Linked DNA regions of Homo sapiens: region 2 is linked to region 1. The links are chromatin contacts, found by Hi-C in ENCODE. All regions are on one chromosome and are shown on one strand. Each heading gives the region's core, a stretch centred on a gene start or an enhancer-like site at or near the end of the contact. The rest is flanking DNA. Distances are from core to core; before and after follow the strand shown.

What was found. A loop is a pair of places that touch in the nucleus more often than their neighbours do. Pooled maps may share reads with other maps.
Region 2: a pooled map shows a loop between it and region 1 (9-fold over the local background). The contact joins two enhancer-like sites. A Hi-C loop is called at or near these places in 2 of 37 single-sample maps with no recorded cell type and 9 of 50 pooled maps.

Annotation. Positions count from the first base shown.
Region 1 is chr1:184,155,701-184,161,160 of GRCh38, forward strand. No RefSeq gene overlaps it. Among named protein-coding and RNA genes, the nearest start is that of TSEN15, 110 kb to the left of the region's middle. RefSeq lists an enhancer at 1,182-1,837. Within about 2 kb of position 3,236, at least 3 of the 41 ENCODE cell types and tissues checked have a DNase peak (open chromatin) inside an H3K27ac peak, as active enhancers do.
Region 2 is chr1:184,490,262-184,495,667 of GRCh38, forward strand. The region is part of intron 2 of C1orf21 (chromosome 1 open reading frame 21); the gene reads left to right. Among named protein-coding and RNA genes, the nearest start is that of C1orf21, 110 kb to the left of the region's middle. RefSeq lists an enhancer at 5,088-5,157. Within about 2 kb of position 4,035, at least 6 of the 41 ENCODE cell types and tissues checked have a DNase peak (open chromatin) inside an H3K27ac peak, as active enhancers do.

The DNA.
Region 1 (5,460 bases), core at 1,986-4,485:
TTATACTTGTTGCTGAAGTCAATACTTTTAATAAGGCATTTGTAACCACCCACTGGGTTCATTTTTCATGGTGCCCAGATAGAGCCAATTTATCAAGATAGGGGAATTGCAATAGAAAAAGAGTTAAATACACTTCAAGCTTGCTAAATGGAAGACTGCAGTTTTATTATTACTCAAATCAGCCAGCCCAAAAATTCAGAGGCTAGAGGTTTTTAAAGATATTTTGGTGAACAAGGGGCTAGGGAATGGGGAATGCTGGTTGGTTGGGTTGAGGATGAAATTATAGGGAGTTGAAGCTGTCTTCTTGCACTGAGTCAATTCCTGGGTAGAGGCCACAGGACCAGATCTGCCAGTTTACCAGTCTGGGTGGTGCCAGCTTATCCATCAGAATTCAGGGTCTGAAAAATATCTCAAGCACCAATCTTAGGTTCTACAATATTATCTATAGGATACAACATTATCTATAGGAGAGCAACTGGGGAGGTTAGGAATCTTGTGGCCTCTGGCTGCATGGCTTCTAAACCATAATTTCTAATCTTGTGATTAATTTGTTAGTCCCACAAAGGCTGTCTTGTCCCCAGGCAAGAAGGAGGTTTGTTTTGGGAAAGGGCTGTTGTCATCTTTTTAGTTTTAATAGTTCTAAACTATAAACTAAATGCCTCCCAAAGTTAGTTTTGCCTATGCCCAGGAATGAACAAGGGCAGCTTGAAGGTTAAAGGCAAGATGGAGTTGGTTAGGTCCCTTTCAATGTCATCAATTTCTCACTGTTAGAATTTTTCCAAAGGTGGTTTCAGTTTAGAGCAATTTTCAGCCAGAGTTTCTGGTTTAAGAATATTTTTATAAAAGAGCTATTTACTCAGGTATGGGCAGGGCTAAGGCAACCATCTAGGGATCATGAAGTTCCCAGGGGCTAGTGTCAGTGGGCGGCTATCGCCAGCCCTCATCTGAGGGGGCAGGAGAAAGGAATGTTCCTCCTGGTGCCTGGGGCTAGCTACAACCCTGGGACAGGAGCTGCCCAACAGAAGCTGTGGCTGTTAACAGAGGAATTCAGTTATAACCCAAATCATGACCAGGCAGGGCACTTTAATGAAGTAAAACTTTTCTGATGACTGTTTTCTGTTTCTTGCGTGAAAGACAATTGCAGGACAGGGGAGATTATACATCAGGTATTGGAGACAACTACAATATGCCCTTTTAATGTCTGTCTGTGGACCAAGTTTACTGTTTGCATTTGTAGCCATGGGAAAGAACAGGGGAAACAAGGTGGACACAACTCTCAGGGGAAAATTGGCCCCTGGTTGCCAAAGCACAGGTGGGGGTAGTGTGATGTGATGACGTTTGCAATGGATAATTTGTATTAGTTAACAGCTCTGGGTCAAAGCTGTTTTGTCTCCATGCAAGAAGTAATGAAAAAAAAAACAATGTTAGTTCCAAGGAAACATATCCTCATCCGTGAATAATTATTTGCTTTGACTCCAGGACACCTTTCATTTAAAGGTGTAAAGGCACAGAGAGGGGGAAGTGAATAATCACTAACTAACCTTTTATCACCATAGGAGAGGACATGCTCCTGGTGCTAACTATTATGAAACTTCAAAGGGAGTGATTGTCAGGTGCCCATAGTTCAGATTATTTTCCTCAGCATGGGAATAAAACACTGCTGCTTCTCACTCACTACAGGTAAAATAAATAGAACTGATAATGTGTATTATATAATTCTACCAAGCCTTGGAGCCAGAAAACACATTGGTTTCCTCTGTCTCTGGGGAAGGGTTTCTTATTACATTTTCTTCTAGTTGACAAGCAATTTGGGAGTATCCCTCAATTACATGGGATGCCCCAGTGTGGGACTGAGAAGAAGATTAGATTGTAGGCTGCTCTATTACTTACTAACTGGGTGGTCTTGAGTATGTTATTTAATCTTCCCAAACCACTGTTTACATCCATAAAACAGTGATAATCTTCATTCCCCTGGCTACAGGAGAACGAGCTTTGATGAGGCAAAGTGGATAAGAATGGGTTCTGGAGTCAGAAAGAGTTCAAAATCTAGGTTATGCTTCTTACCGATTGAGTGAAATGGGGCAAAGTCACCTAACCTCTAAGCCTTAGTTTCTCCATCTGTAAAATAAAGTAATAGAAATAGAAACAAAACAGAAACACAAGATAGAAACAATGTTGTATTATTTTAAAGATTAAATGCTAAAAAACACTTAACACAGTGCTGGCAATAAATAAGCACTCAATAGTTTGCTATTATTATCAGCTGCCCTGTGGTAGACAGAATTCTAAAACAGCCCCTATATTCCTACTCGTGATGCACATGCCCTGTATAGTTCTATTCAGTGTGAATGGAACCTGTGAATATAATGACATATTACTCTTGTGAGGAAAATTATCTTGGGTTGACTTGACCTTTCAGGTGAGTCTTTCTTCTTCTTCTTTTTTTTTTTTTTTTTTTGAGACGGAATCTCACTCTGTTTCCCAGGCTGGAGTACAGTGGTCTGCAACCTCTGCCTCTCGGGTTCAAGTGATTCTCCTGCCTCAGCCTCCTGAGTAGCTGGGATTACAGGCACCTGCCACCATGCCCGGCTAATTTTTGTATTCTTTGTAGAGATGAGGTTTCACCATGTTGGTCAGGCTGGTCTGGAACTCCTGACCTCAGATGATCCACCTGCCTCAGCCTCCCAAAGTGCTGGGATTACGGCGTAAGCCACTGCGTCCAGCCTCAGGTGAGTCTTTTAAAAGCAGAGAGCTTTCTTCACTTGGTGCTGGGAAGAAGTCAGAGAGGTGCACTCTCACTAGCCTGGAGAAAATCAAACATCCCTGCCATGGCAGCCTATGGGGACTACGTGGCATGGAATGTCAGTGGTCTCTGTGAGCCGAGCATAGTCCCCAGCAGGCAGCTAGCAGGCAAAGGGGAACTCATTCCTACAACCCCAAATAATTGAATTTTGCCAATAACCTGAATGAGCTTGGTAGAGGACCTCCAGTCTCAGATAAGAACTACAGCATAGCTGATATCTTGATTGCAGCCTTGTGAGACCCTGAGCGGAGGAGTCAGCTAACCTGTGCTCAGACTCCTGATCCACGGAACTGGAAGGTAATAAATGTCTTGTTTTAATTCACTGTAGGTGGTAATTTGTTTGAAGCAATAGAAGACTAATACACTATTCAGAGTTAATCAACATTGTTTCTGTGGCTCTTGCTGGGTCCATTTCTGTTCCTAATTGCTGTTGTCTAATGCAATACTTGGTTGCATAAATCATGACAGTGCAAGAATGACAAGAGGTGCTGTTCTCCAACACAACCCCTTTAGATTGTCAATACTCTGTCCGACTGTCTTCTCCTGCTAATGGGCTGGTGATGATCATGGGGGAGGAGAGGTTTATAGACCTTTGTGGCTTCAGAAAGGAATAAAAATATCGTCGGGGCTGAGTCTTTCCTGGAAGATGCAACTCGTTATGCAAAAGCCCTTTCTTCATAGTTGTTTCCTGTTTGACACTACAAATCTCTCAATTTCAAAGGGCTTATATGAACTTCAGGCCAAACTTAGCCAGATGATCTGTTGAATAGCTTTAGGTCTTCACTGAGCTTGCAGTATATTGGAAAAAGGAGACATCAAACAAGTAATTGCACAAACCCAGAATTATCAACTGCATTGTGTGCCTTAAACAGAAAGCACAGACTCTCAGAGAAACTTGAGCCTGTGGATTCAGGGGAAACTTTTCTGCATAAGAATGGAAGGATGAGTAGGAGTTGACTAGGCCGAGGGATGATTAAGAGTACATCTCCCAGGAAGAGGGGATGGCTTGTGAAAAGGCCCTGAGGCAGGAAGAGGCATGACTATTTCAGGAAACCTGAAGACTGGAGAACGAGCAAAGAGAGTGAGGAGAAGAGACTGTGGGGCCATGCTAAGGATTTTGGTCTCTCCGGTTTGCCCTTTCAGAAAATCATCCAGGTTGCAATGGAGAAAAAGAAATTGTAGGGAGCAAGGACTGATGGCAGGAATACTAGTTAGGAGGTAATTGCAACCATGCAGACAGGAGCTCATGGCAGCTATGACTAGGATCATGGTGGTGGAGACGGAGAGAAGTTATATAGATCAAGCAGATATAATGTTTTATTTTTGCTTTTACCAATTTTTTTAAAATTGAGGAAAACATTTTCTCATCACTTCTACTATTCTGTGGAGAATTCACATTCATTCACATATTTATTCAACAAATACGTACTGTGTGTCTTTTATGTGCCAGATACCATTTTGGGCATAGGAATATAATCTTGAATAAAATAGTCAAAAAATCTCTGCTCCCAAGGAGTTTACAAGGGAGTTAGACAACAAACAAGGAAAAAAATATATATATATGTGACAGCAATAAATGCTGAAAAGAAAGTTGAAAGTTGACAAGGGGGAATATTAAGTGTTCAAAGAAGGTTGCATTATATGTTATGTCCTGACAAGATCTCACTAAGATGATGACATTTGAGAAAAGATTTGAAGTTGGTTAGGGATCAAGGCATGCAGCTATTGGAGGTAGGAAGACTGAGAGGAAGTATTCTAGTCAGAGGGAACAGCCAGTGCAAAGACTCTGAGGTAGAGAGGTGACTGGCATTTTCCAGAAGGCTGGAGAATAATGGGCAAAGTAACGCATCAGTCATCAATTTCGCAATAATGCTGAGTAACAAGCAAACTCAAAATTTCAGTGGTATACAGTAATAAGCATTTAGGTTTTCCCCTCAGTCTCAAGATCAGCTAGATGGTTTTGCTGATCTGAGCTGATCTTGGTGGGGCTTACTCATGCTTTCACAGTCAGCTGCAAGCCAGCACAGCTTTGCTGATCTTATCTGAGCTCTCTTACATATCTGAGAGTTTTGACAAGATGACTGGGTTGATTTAGGTCTGCTTCCATATCTCTGTTTCTCATATCCTCCAGTAGCAAAAGAGAGTCAGAGAGAGAAAGGGAGGGAGAGAGGCTAGAGAGAGAGAGAGAGAGAGAGAGAGAACACACATAAGCCCTCTTAAGGCCTAAGTTCAGAATGGAGACTGTCACTTCTGCCACATTCTATTGGCCAAAGCAATTGATAAGACAAGTTTAGTTTCAAGGGATGGAGAAATAAACTCCACTTCATAGGAAGAGCTTCAGAGTCACATTGCAAAAGGTGTGAATATAGTGAAGGGTGGAGAATTAGGACCAGATTTGCCATCAGTCTGCCACATTGAGTTAGTAGGAGATACAGTCAGAGAGATAATGGGGATCTAGAAAATGTGGGGCCTTGTAGGCCAGGGTAAGACCTTTGGCTTTTACTCTAAGATGAGAAGCCATTGGAGAGTTTCCAGGAGAGGAGCAACACAATCCTACTCTATTTTAATGAAATCACCCTGGCTGTCAGATTACGAATAGACTGAAGTGGGGCAGGAGACCAGTGAAAAAGACATTCCAGTGATCCAGGCAAGAAATG
Region 2 (5,406 bases), core at 2,785-5,284, 340 kb after region 1:
CTGCCTTTAAGGAACTGGTAAAGATGCAATAGATGGACATCTTGACAGAAAATGTCAGTACCATAGGGTGATAAGGCAAAAGGTCTCTTTTTCCAAGGAGTGGGGGAAGACTTGTAAAGAGGATGATTAAAGCCTCAGCTGAGTCTTAAAATATGAATACCAGCCAAAGGAACTAAGTGAGACAGAGCAGGAGGTTTAGGCTGAGAGTCAGTGAGAACAAAGGCTTAGAGGTACACCACACATACAATATAGCAGGGGAGACTGGGAAACTTTAACCAACTGGTGGAGACATAACTTTAGAGAATCTCACATTAACGGCAGGAGTCTTAAATATTTGAAAATTTTACTCTGGATTTTTTTTCAAGACACTTAAAAGCTCACATAGACAATGTAAGAATCATGTTAGGGATTGGCAGTTAGGTGAAGATTTAGAAAACAGAAAATTTGATGCTAATTCCTTAAGCTGTCTAAGTGTTCAGCCTCACCTCAGGTTAGATGATTATGAACCCTGAGTAATAATGCCAGAACATGGCCTTATGTAGATGAGACCGTTTACCAGGAAGGGTTAGTAATGATTATCTCTGGGTGGTGCTGATTACTAGTTAGTTTTTGTACTTCTTTTATATTTTCCAAATATTCTACATCCCTTTTTCTAAAGAAGTTTTGTGAAAAAAAAAAAGCATTTTATAACTATGTAGGTGGTGACATTGAGAAAGAACTTGTGGAGCAAGGTATAGTGGCTAATCATATTAATTTGGGAACCAAACTGATAGGTTCCTCATTTGTAAAATTGGAACCTACCTCATAAGATGCTATGAGGATTAAATGAATTAATAAGTAATAAAACACTTAAAATAATGCCTGGCACACAAAAAGTGCTGTATAAATAATCAGTGAACTTTATTTAGAAAGTTCTCTGGATTATTCTCTCATAAACAGCACATTTTCATCTTTATGACAGTAAAGTTTAGCATAGTGCTTTTTTTAATAAGAAGAATAAAAACTTCATTCAGAAAAAGCAAAACTTTTTCCTTAAAGTTCATTTACCTGCAGATATCATTAGTGTGTGTAGTACTTTCCTTCTTTCTTTTTTTTTTTTTTGAAACAGGTTCTGTCTCACTCTGGTTGCCCAGGCTGGAGTGCAATGGCACGATCCCAGCTCATTGCAGCCTCAACCTCCCAAGCTCAGGTGATTCTCCCACCTTAGCCTCCTAAATAGCTGGGACTACAGGTGCAAGCCCCCCATGCCCAGCTAATTTTTTGTATTTTTAGTAGAAACAGATTTTCACCATATTGCCCAGGCTGTTCTCGAACTCCTGAGCTCAAGCAATCTGCCCACCTTGGCCTCCCAAAGTGCTGGGATTACAGGCATGAGCCACTGTGCCCGGCCCTTTTCCTTTGTTTTTAGCAGTAACCGTTATGGTTACTTATAGCAAAGTTCTGGGCCACAGGCTATGAATCATCAATGACAGTGACCTTCGGGGCTTTGCTAGCTCACATGACACTGGTTAAGTGGTTTGGTTTCATTTTGCCTGTTTTCAGCCCTGCACCCAAGAGGTTGCTTAAGCTATGAGAACAAAAGTAAAGATAGGAAATAACTATGATATAATTCCATATCTCAAGTTTATTTTTAGCTAACGGGCCTTGTCTTGCTCTTCATTCTGAGGCGTAAAGTCTCTTAGGAAGAGAAGGAATCAGAAGCATGATGCAGAGTTTGACAATGACTAATTTGAAACGGAGCCATCTTCATTCTTTGTAACTTTAATCTCAATTTCTCAGTTTTTCTCAAATTTTCTACTGTAAGCAAACCTTCACAGAAATAACTCCTCTTAGAGATCACAGTGAGCTATGTGCTGTGTAAGGTTTTATTAGAACAAGCACATAAACAAAAACAAGTGGCTGTAAAGCCCAGTGAGCCCAGTTTATAGAGAAGCCATTGACTTGCCTGCAGAACCTGGTTACATTTGGATTCTGCCACAGAGTAACCATGCTACAGGGTGACCTCTGTGGGCTCTGGTTTCTGCGTCTTGGGAGTGAGTGGGTGGAACTGTGTGATTGCTATGGGAGTGTTGAGTGCTAATGTTCAAAGGTTCTATTTACCTGCTCCCCACACTATGGACAATTCACTCAACTGTGTGGTGTCAGTTTCTTTCCTGCAGTGGAGCCATTGGCAAGATTATATATGATTATTGCTTTGTTGATTGCTCTCAGAAAAAAATGGTGGTGGTGGTAGTGTTCAGCTATTAAAAGCTTTATGGTCCAGAGTTGACCAAATTGTTAATTGCATTGTGATATTTACTTTTTCAATGAAAAATTAGAAAGAAGTATCACCAATATCTTCTGTAGCTTCAGAACATTACCATGAGCCTGAAGGTGAGAAAGCTTGAAGTGTGTGGAGTTGTATCTCTGCTTCCACCTTGGCTGGCTGGTTTGTAAATTTATCTTTCATCCACTGATGCTTAAATTGGTGCTGTGCAGCTGCTGCTAGTCAGTGAAGGATTCCATTTGTTGGCTTTCTGTTTAAAGGTTTGTGGTAGAAGTCAGGGTAGGGTAGATTGGTCCTGTTGTTTGAAAAGGATAATGAAATATCTAATAGAAGACAGTTATAAACAAAATCTAGGCCAAAAGGAGAACATTTAATTTCCCAGGTTGCTGATTTTCTCAAGAGCTACTGTACTATGATCTGATCACTCTGAGAGTGTGGTTTTGTTTATTAACTTATATAGCTGTACTCTGTTGGTCCAGCCAGACTATAATAGGGCAAGAAGAAGTAAAAATTTACAGAAAGTCAGATTCTAAAGGATTATATTTCTGTGGCTATAATATTAAGTATATATAAAATTCTCTAAAATGTAACTCACAACACATGTTTAAACTATGAATAAAAATGGTCTTTGACAGTTTTTTAAAGGTTACATAATTAAAGTTTCTTGGTTGGAACAGCCATAGCTGGGGAAGATGCCTGCTGGAGAGGACACAGGCCGTGAGGAATACAATGTTTATAGTCAGCTTTCTTCATAGTAATAATCTGTGCTGGAAGCTATAATATAAATGTACATTTACATTTTATCTAAAAATAATTTTAAAAGTTTATGTACATGGCTATAAGCATTGAAGGTAAAAGAGTAAGGGTGAAGTGAAAAATCATGATGTTAAATAGCACATCTTTGAAGCTAATTAATTCCTTCAAATTGCAAAACAGTCACACGAGTACAAATCTTTATTTAGACTACGTTTGATTTTCATTTGAAAACCACATTCAAGACAAGCTAAATTACATTTAAATTCCCTTCCAGCTATAGATATGCATGCCTCACTGTATAAATGTCACTGTTGATTTTGATCTATAACCAAAGAAGAAATTGTCAAATTATGTATGAAATAGGATTTTATTTTTAATGTGGCACCAAGTATTTTTGCATTTATTGTGTTAGCTGTTTAACACAATATTTTTTCATTAACCTTTTAGTCTTCATTGCCTTCTGTCACTCAAGAGATGTCTTTTTATCTGAAAGTGTTTATAAGATCTTGAGTTTGGAGTGCAGCTTTCCTCCTTTGTTTCTTGCCTTGTTTCCCATGATGCAATTGTTAAATGGCCAGCATGTTAAAATGAAAGACAATGTGCTTTTAACTCTGATGGAACTCTGAAAATTAAAGTTATTCATTTAAGAACTATTGGTTGAGCAAATACTATAAACTGGATTTTACTAAGAGATATAACATGTAATATGATAATGATTGCCCTCATTTGGCTCACATTCTAGCAGGTAATAAAGGTAATAAAAAGAGAGACAAACATGTACTGTCAGGGAAAAGTGTCATGAGAATACAAAAGGGGATGGAGAGTTGACAGGATGGCTGTTTCAGAGTCATCTGTCAGAGAAGGTCTATCTGAGGAACTGACCTTTGAGCAAACCATGAGAATACCTGGGAACAGAATGTTTCAGGCAGAGAAACAACAAAGCCAAATTTCTGAGAGGGAGCTGGCTAGTGGATTCCAGGAAGAAGCCTGATGCCCTTGTGCCAGTAGGGTGATGGGTGACAAACTCACAGAGGCAGTCCAGGGCCGGACTGTACTGCTCTGTACACTGGCTTCTGTTCTAAAGGTAATAGAAGTCAGGAGAGGGTTTTGAGTGCAGGGGAGTGATGAGGTCTGACTGCTACGTAGGGAATAGACTATAGGAAGAGAGTGAAGCAGTTGACCAGTTAGAGTCTTGCTCAGTAGTCCTAGCAAGAGATGTTGGTGGTCTGGATTAGGGAGGTATGAATGGAGATAATGAGATATGGGCGGGCTTGGGATATTGGGGAATGATTAAATATGAGCTTCATTAGAGCATATTGTATCTGTGGTTTTCTCTGTTAAGGGCAGCAGTGGGAGGTAGAATTTTGTACCAATACAAGCTCCTCTTTAGTGGTGGCTTGCAGGAGGCAGAGTTTTTATGTTTTAGAGCAATGACCATGGTCTGAGGCTTAGCAACATGGAATGAAAAATGAAATTTGAAAATTGTGAAAGCAAAGATTTTTAAGATGGGGCTGTAAGGATTAATAGGGTCAAAATTCTACATTAATGTTTTTTGCTTTTGCTTTTTTTTTTTTTTTACCTTCTTGAGGCAAATTTGTTTGATGCTAGCTGGGATAAAAAGAACATCATTAACAGTTAAATTCCTACTTCAGTTTCCAGGGCTCAGCTGTACCCAGGCACAGGGCATGGCCCAAGTGAGGAGAAGTGCTGCAGCCCTAGAACCTCCTGGGACTGCAGTTCATCTGCACAGCATGTCATCGTCACACAGTGACATCTCATTTCATTCAACCTGAGAGTGAAGGGGTTTCAGACATGGCTTGCTTGTTCATTTTTAGCAAGTTTCTTAAGGGCCAGGGTGCCCGAAGAGGCAAGTTTCTACTCTCGCCTCCCTTCCTGTAACAGCCACCTCCCTTTCACCTGGCTCTTGCCTTCCCCCCGCAACATAGACTCTCATCCCTACACTCTTTTGTTCCTCATGGAACTCTGAGCTCCAGTTTCTGATCTCCAAGAGCTGCTCTGAGCTTTGATCCCTGTTCCCATCCTCTTCACTTGTACCCACCATCCCAGTTCAGTTTATCTTTCTTTTTATGTCTTCCCAGAATAGGAGCAGTGCTCTATGAGAAGACAGAACAAATACGCAAATGAAGCATAGATCTCTGTGGAGGTCAAACCAAGCCCCCAGATAATTTCCCATTCTGAATCTCCTTTCTGCTTTGCATTGTTACCTTTTAAAGAAAAAATTAACGTCAATATACTTACTCATCTTCCCTCCCTCCCCCCACTACCAGCATCACCATCAAATAGCATCAATATTCTCTGTAAAAGACACTGTTTTTGTTTATTACAAGATATGGTGGGCCAGGTGTGGTGGCTCATGCGTGTAA